2 separate regions of the Homo sapiens genome follow, and region 1 is linked to region 2. A link is a contact called in ENCODE Hi-C data. All regions are on one chromosome and are shown on one strand. The core of a region is the stretch at or near the end of the contact, and the rest is flanking DNA. Distances in the headings are between cores, read along the strand shown.

What was found. A loop is a pair of places that touch in the nucleus more often than their neighbours do. Pooled maps may share reads with other maps.
Region 1: a loop to region 2 is called in a map of endothelial cell of umbilical vein, with 3 times the contacts of the local background. The contact joins two enhancer-like sites. A Hi-C loop is called at or near these places in 3 of 168 maps with a recorded cell type or tissue (CD14-positive monocyte, endothelial cell of umbilical vein and tibial artery) and 4 of 50 pooled maps.

Annotation. Positions count from the first base shown.
Region 1 is chr5:72,386,758-72,389,963 of GRCh38, forward strand. No RefSeq gene overlaps it. Among named protein-coding and RNA genes, the nearest start is that of PTCD2, 68 kb to the left of the region's middle. Within about 2 kb of position 1,439, at least 6 of the 41 ENCODE cell types and tissues checked have a DNase peak (open chromatin) inside an H3K27ac peak, as active enhancers do; they include endothelial cell of umbilical vein, where a contact is called at or near this core.
Region 2 is chr5:72,599,615-72,602,616 of GRCh38, forward strand. All of the region lies in intron 7 of TNPO1-DT (TNPO1 divergent transcript), which reads right to left. Among named protein-coding and RNA genes, the nearest start is that of ZNF366, 94 kb to the left of the region's middle. Within about 2 kb of position 1,262, at least 9 of the 41 ENCODE cell types and tissues checked have a DNase peak (open chromatin) inside an H3K27ac peak, as active enhancers do; they include endothelial cell of umbilical vein, where a contact is called at or near this core.

The sequences.
Region 1 (3,206 bases), core at 189-2,688, 210 kb before region 2:
TCACACTCATGGGGCTTTATTGCCTAGTTTACATGGGGGTGCTTCTTTCCTGCCTGCTGCTTCCCTCTTTGTGGGTGAAGATCAGTTGCTATAATGGCCTGGCCTTTCTTCCTCTTCCCCTTTCACTCAATTCTTCTCTTTCAGCCCCCAGGAAGACGCAGTAGCTTCTCTCCTTGGTAAATTTGGGAAAAATAAACTGGATGTAAAAAGATCAGCTTTCACCTCTATAGTTTCACTCTCCTTTTCTATGTTTTCAAGGCTAACCAGCCTCTCTGAAGACTGCTTTAAATCTTTATTCTAATATGACAATATGTTCAGTCAGCTCTCCCAGATTTTATATAACTGGGAGTTGTCTTTTTCAGCTCCCCTCAGTGCCTCTCTGCTCTGAGTTAAAATCTGTTGCTTTCAAAGCTTAATTGTCAGATGCCATTCATTCAAAAAATACTAATCAGTGCAGGTACTGTCCTGGGTTTGGGAAATAAAATGAGAAACAAAATGAACATGGTCTAGCCCTCATGAAGTTCACATTTTCATTTTATTATCTGGTCTTATTTTTGCATTCCTACCTGGGGAAAGCCTCACCACAGCACATTTTTGATGGTAGAAAGAGCTCTGAACCTTTGAATCAGGCAGATCTGGGTGGAATTCTAACTCAGCCACTCACTAGCTGTATGTCAGTAGACAGCCAATGAATTGCTCTGAGCCTTAGTTGTCTTAAAAGTTAAATTGCTATGTAGTTAAAGTCCATGATGCTGTTGTGAGAATAAAATGAAATAGTGCATGCAAAAAGTCTTAGCAGAGAACTTGGAACTGGTAAGCACCTCATAAATGTAAGAAGACACTTACTAATGTAATAAATGTACAATATAATAGCCGCTGTGCTCCCTTTTCCCCCCTGAACTTAAGCTTCTTGTGAGCTGGAACCATGTCTTACACTTCCTAAGGTCATAGTAGAAGCTCAATAAACGTGTCAATTCAATTGATTAGTTAAATGAGATTCACAATAGGCTCTTGTCTTAATTAGCCTTCTGTTTTTTTTATTGGTGATAAACATATCTGGTTTTTCCCCCAAAGCTGTGTAACTATGTAGCCATTGTAAAATATGTCTTTTAATAGCTTCATGTCTAATTTTCTATATTTCAAATATGTCTCCATAAAATCACAATAATTTTTAGCTGTGACTTTGACTAAATCTTCACTAATGTATAAATAATTTTATTGTTAAAAACTAAGAAAATTTAAACTGGTTATTTTAATAGTTTATTTATGTGTTACAATAAATCATACTGGTTATGTATACGAATGGAAGGAGACATTGACATGAAGAGTTGAAGAAAAGGTTAACATATTTTCTTTATGATTTTTGAGTACGGATGTTCCAATGATCCTGGAATTCTCATTGTTTCAAATAAAATGATGAGGTCATTGTAAAAACATCTGAGTTGAGACAGCAGAGTCATGCTTTTGCATCCTGTCCTGTGGAACTGCACTCTGATCTTCAGCTTACCACAAAAATCGGCTATAGCACCTTCAAACTGATGAAATGCTCACCTAAGCCACACTCTTCTGTCAAAGCTGGCTGTTTTCTACATCCTGGCTTCCTTGTTGCTGACTTAAAAGCTTTTCTTATTAGATTTTTATTGGAAAAGTTAACAAATTTTAGGGTATTGGCAAATTGTTCAGTAAAATTATGTTGATGATGTTAACAAGAATGTTAAAGAAAATTTTGCAGGTGATAACACACCGATGGTATGGTAGGAGTTGGGAACCTGGGCTCCCAGACCTCTCGGGGTATCAGTGGATGCTTGAACAAGGTGTTTGGGATACAAGTGGCAATGGTCCACACCCATATGTAATTTTCAGTCAAGTAGGGGAGGTAGACAATAAACACATAATTATAGATAGATAATATGTGTTAAAAGAAAAGTGAATAGGAAGCTGTAAGGAGAATAAGGAGAAGTTAGCTTTGGTAGTTGGTCAGGGGAGGCCCCGCTGAGGAGACTGAATTGAAGAAAGAGAAGGAGTCAGTTTAGGGAGGACCTGGAGAGGCGATGCCTCAGGCAGAGGAGAGCAAGGCAGAGGCTGCGTAGGATGAACTTGGCGCAGTCTCAGAAGCGTGGCTCAGCCGGGCTGGCTGGGGTACAGGGAGGACAACACCCAGCGCCAAGTTCTATTTTATTTAAAGTGCAGTGGAAAGCCACTGAGGGGTTCATAAACCAGGTCGGGACTGGAACTGATTTGCATTTTTAAGTGACTGTTCAATATTTGATGTGGAGAACATTGTAATGGGGTTCACATGGAAGCAGGAAGACCAGTTAGGAAACAAAGCGGTAGTCCAGTGAGAGATGACGGTGGCTTCTATAAGGCTGGTGGTCGTGGGCCTCAGGAAGAAAGGTGGTGTAAATCTAAAGATGCATACATAAAAATATCTCCTAGTTAGATCACTGCTTTCTTAAAATAATGAGAATTGAGTGTCTTACAGGCAATGTCGTCCTCAAAACACACACTGACATTACAGAACAATGTCTCATTTCCACATAAATGCATAGATTTGACAGGCACTTTTCATTGAATCCTCACATCTGAGCAGAAGAGAACACTCATACCAGCCATAAGCATAGGAACTCGGAGATGGTGACTGATTCTCCTGCCAAGCAAACTCCTGTTCTTCGTGATTGGCAGAGGCTGCCATGTGGGCAACAGGTCTGTCTATGTACAACTGTCTTAAAATTGGCTGGAGTATTGGGTCTGTGTGGGAGGTGTGTATTATTAAAGGTATATTGGGAAGATATAGGTAACCCTCCCAGGTTACCTTGGGAGGATGTAGTGAATGAAGATGATGTGTGTGCGTGTGTGTGTGTGAGCGTGCTAGTGTGACTTGCTGCTTTAATAGCTTATGCATCACCATAGCCAGCTATAAACGGAACAAGTTCATAGAAACTCCATTAATAAAAAGCGTCAGAGAAATGGCTTCACTTATTGACATAAGTATAAAACCTCTCCACAGTATACTTCGTATGACATCAAAATTCCTTGGCAGCAACTATAACAGATTTGAAATAAATAACTTGGTAAAATCAGTCTACAAAACCTATAGTCTGTGAGGCATAATTTGGGCCTGTTCTCTAGGTAATGAAATAATTATACAAAATGGCGTAATTTGGTTTGAACACAGTAAAGGAAAAGAAAACTCAAGACTTCCATTT
Region 2 (3,002 bases), core at 12-2,511:
AGCATCAATTCTTGGACAGAGAACAGAGGAGGAGGTGTGAGGGTAGAGACTGTGACTCACTCTCTGGCCAGGAAGCTTTGCTAACTCACTTTAAAAATTGACAGCCCTGGTCAGTAAGGGTGAGGATGGCTGACTGCAGACGTGGGTGGCATGTCTGTCCTTAGGAAGGCTGTTCCTTAGTTGGAGGTCACAGCCAGGGACCACAACTGAAAGCCTCAGCTCTGAAGGGCAGAGAAGAAGGCCCCCAACAGGGCTTCTGAGCCCAGGTGCCAGATCCAGAGTCAGGGCAACCTGAGGCTTTCTCGGCAGGTACCTCTCCAGTTCTCATGGTTTTCAGAGCCAGTGGCCTGTACAATGGAGATTTCCTCCTTTGCTTTGTGTTCTTCTTGCATTTTTAAACAGCAGTTTCTCAGAACAGATGCTCTCTTCTCTCCTTCCCTATGCCCCTTCTGCACAAACAGCAGATTGCCTGCTTCTGTCATCTTTATAGAGGGAAGGAGAGAAACATGCTAATCATGTTCTTTTTCCGCTTCCTCCTGCTTGCAATTAGCTATGCGAGCCAAGGGCTCTCTCTCCTCTCTTACTCTCTTCCCTGAGGAACAAACCCTCCAAGGAGATTTTCCTGGGCACTTCCCACTAAGCCTGCTTCCCTTAACAGACACCTTGGGTTTTGGCTGTTGTTGTTTTGGATATTTACGTCCTTTGACCTCCTAAGAGCCAGATGTCATGCAGTCACATAACTTCTTGATTTCTAGTTCCCCTGTATATTAAAGACCCAAGAGCATATTGAAATGTATGGAAGCCACCAGCATCAAAATTATTCTCATGCCTCCTTCTCCCAGGGCTGCTGCATCACACAACCACAGGGGCATTAGTCACATAGGGCTGTGTGTCTATCCGATAGTCATGCAACACTGTGCACAGATGTCATGTAAAACAAGCACAACCCCAAGCCATAAAATAAGTTTGTTTTATGACAAAGCACAAGTCATAAAACTTGTGATGAAATGCAACAAAATTCTGTGGCATTTTTTTCTCATGACTGTGTTAATGCTAGTTTTGAAATATCAAACATAAGTTCCCCTCCAACGCTTTTTCGTTTGGTGCAATAAACTCCTGAGTAGCCCACCCATCCAAGTAATCCAGCACTGAGCAAACCCACTAGAAAGCTCCTTTGCAGCTCCCTATTTTGCAGATGCACCATGTAGCAGACAGCTAGAATGGGCCCTTTTAATCCTGAGAAGGAAAAGACTAGAACATTGAGACTTGCCCAAGCATGAGTCACCATAGAACAGTATCTGAGAGAATTTGAAATCAAACAGGCTGGATTCAAACACTTTCCAGACCTTGAGGAGTGGTTCAATGATGCCATGCATAATGATAATGGGGATTCTCTGCCTCCTATAGGTTCTTAATTTATATCGTTTATATATATTCAGACCTATATTTCAGGCTGCTGTGAGGAACAGTGGCCTGGCAGGACTCCTTCTCCTTCCTAGCAAGGTAGAAAGGTAGGGCTATGGCAGGGATCCGTGTCACAGTGGAGAGGCAGCAGTTGGAGTCTAAACAGGAAAATAGAAACTATACAAGTACAAAAGTAGAGAAGATTTAATGCAGGAAATAGATTACACAGATATTTCAGTTTGCATTCCCCAGGAGATCCAGAGAGAAGGATTCGAGTGCAAGTATTTTTGCAGGGAGGTGATGCAAAAATTTATAATAAATGTGCATACATATATATTGCATATTTTATTTTTTTCTTGGAGAACTGGTTGTTAAGCCTTTACCAGCACACATTTGGTGAAATGCATTAATTTAAAGATGATTCTTTCCTACAGGTTATACCATATCAGGACCCTGAAGATGTCATCTGATCCAGCTACCTTTACAATTAGGAAAGTATTGTCTATAGTCTGAGTTATATTGCAACATTTCTTTCCATTCAATTCATCACACGTTTAATGATCATTTACTGTGTATTAGAAAGGTGTCATTAAATCACCGAGTCTTAGAGCTTTAAGAAATCTTTGAGACATTTAAGTTTAAACTTCTCGTTTTCTTAATGGAGATAAAAGTCATATAACATAAAATTCACCATTTAACCATTTTAAAGTGTATTAATACAATTAAGTGGTTTTTAGTCTATTCATAATATTGTCAACCATCACTACTACCTAGCAGCTCCAGAACGTTTTATCACTCCCAAAAGAAACCCTGGGCCCATTTAGCAGGCACTTCCCATTTCTCTCTCCCCCACAGCCCCTGTCAAATGATAATCTATTTTTTGCTATGGATTTGCCTGTTCTAGACATTTCATATACATGGAATCCTGTAAGATGTGGCCTTTTGTGTCTGATTTCTTTCACTTCATTTTCAAGGTTTTCAAGGTTCACCCATGTTGTAACATGTGTTAGTATGTCTCCCTTTTTATGGATGAATACTATTCCATTGTATGGATATACCACTTTTAAAAATTCATTCATCAGTTGATGAACATTGGGTCATTTCCACTTCTTTGGCTACCATGAATAGAATTCATGAACGTTCATGTGTAAGCTTTTGTTTGAACATCTTTCTAGTTCCCTTGGGTGTGGAATTGCTGGATTATGTGATCATTCTGTTTAACTTTTGAGAAACTACCAGACTGTTTCCACAGAGGCTGCACCATTTTACATTCCCTCTAGCATGGTCTGAGGAAAACACCTCACTTTTGAAAGGAGGATTCTAAGGCCCAGGAAGGTTCAGTGACTTGCACAAAGCCATGACAGAACTGGGACCAAAATCCAACCTCCCAGCTTCCACTCTGCTCCTTTGTTAGCCCATGGCCCCACTCAAAGGCCAATGCAACATGTTCTTTCTGTTGTATAACTTAAGGCAGGAAAATAGTTACTGCAGGAAAAAAAATGTAATATTGGTGAAAACAAAAAGGATGAATTTTCCAATACTCTGAGTTCACCAGAAAATTCGATTAATCAGAACGCACCCCCTATCCCCATCTCAAT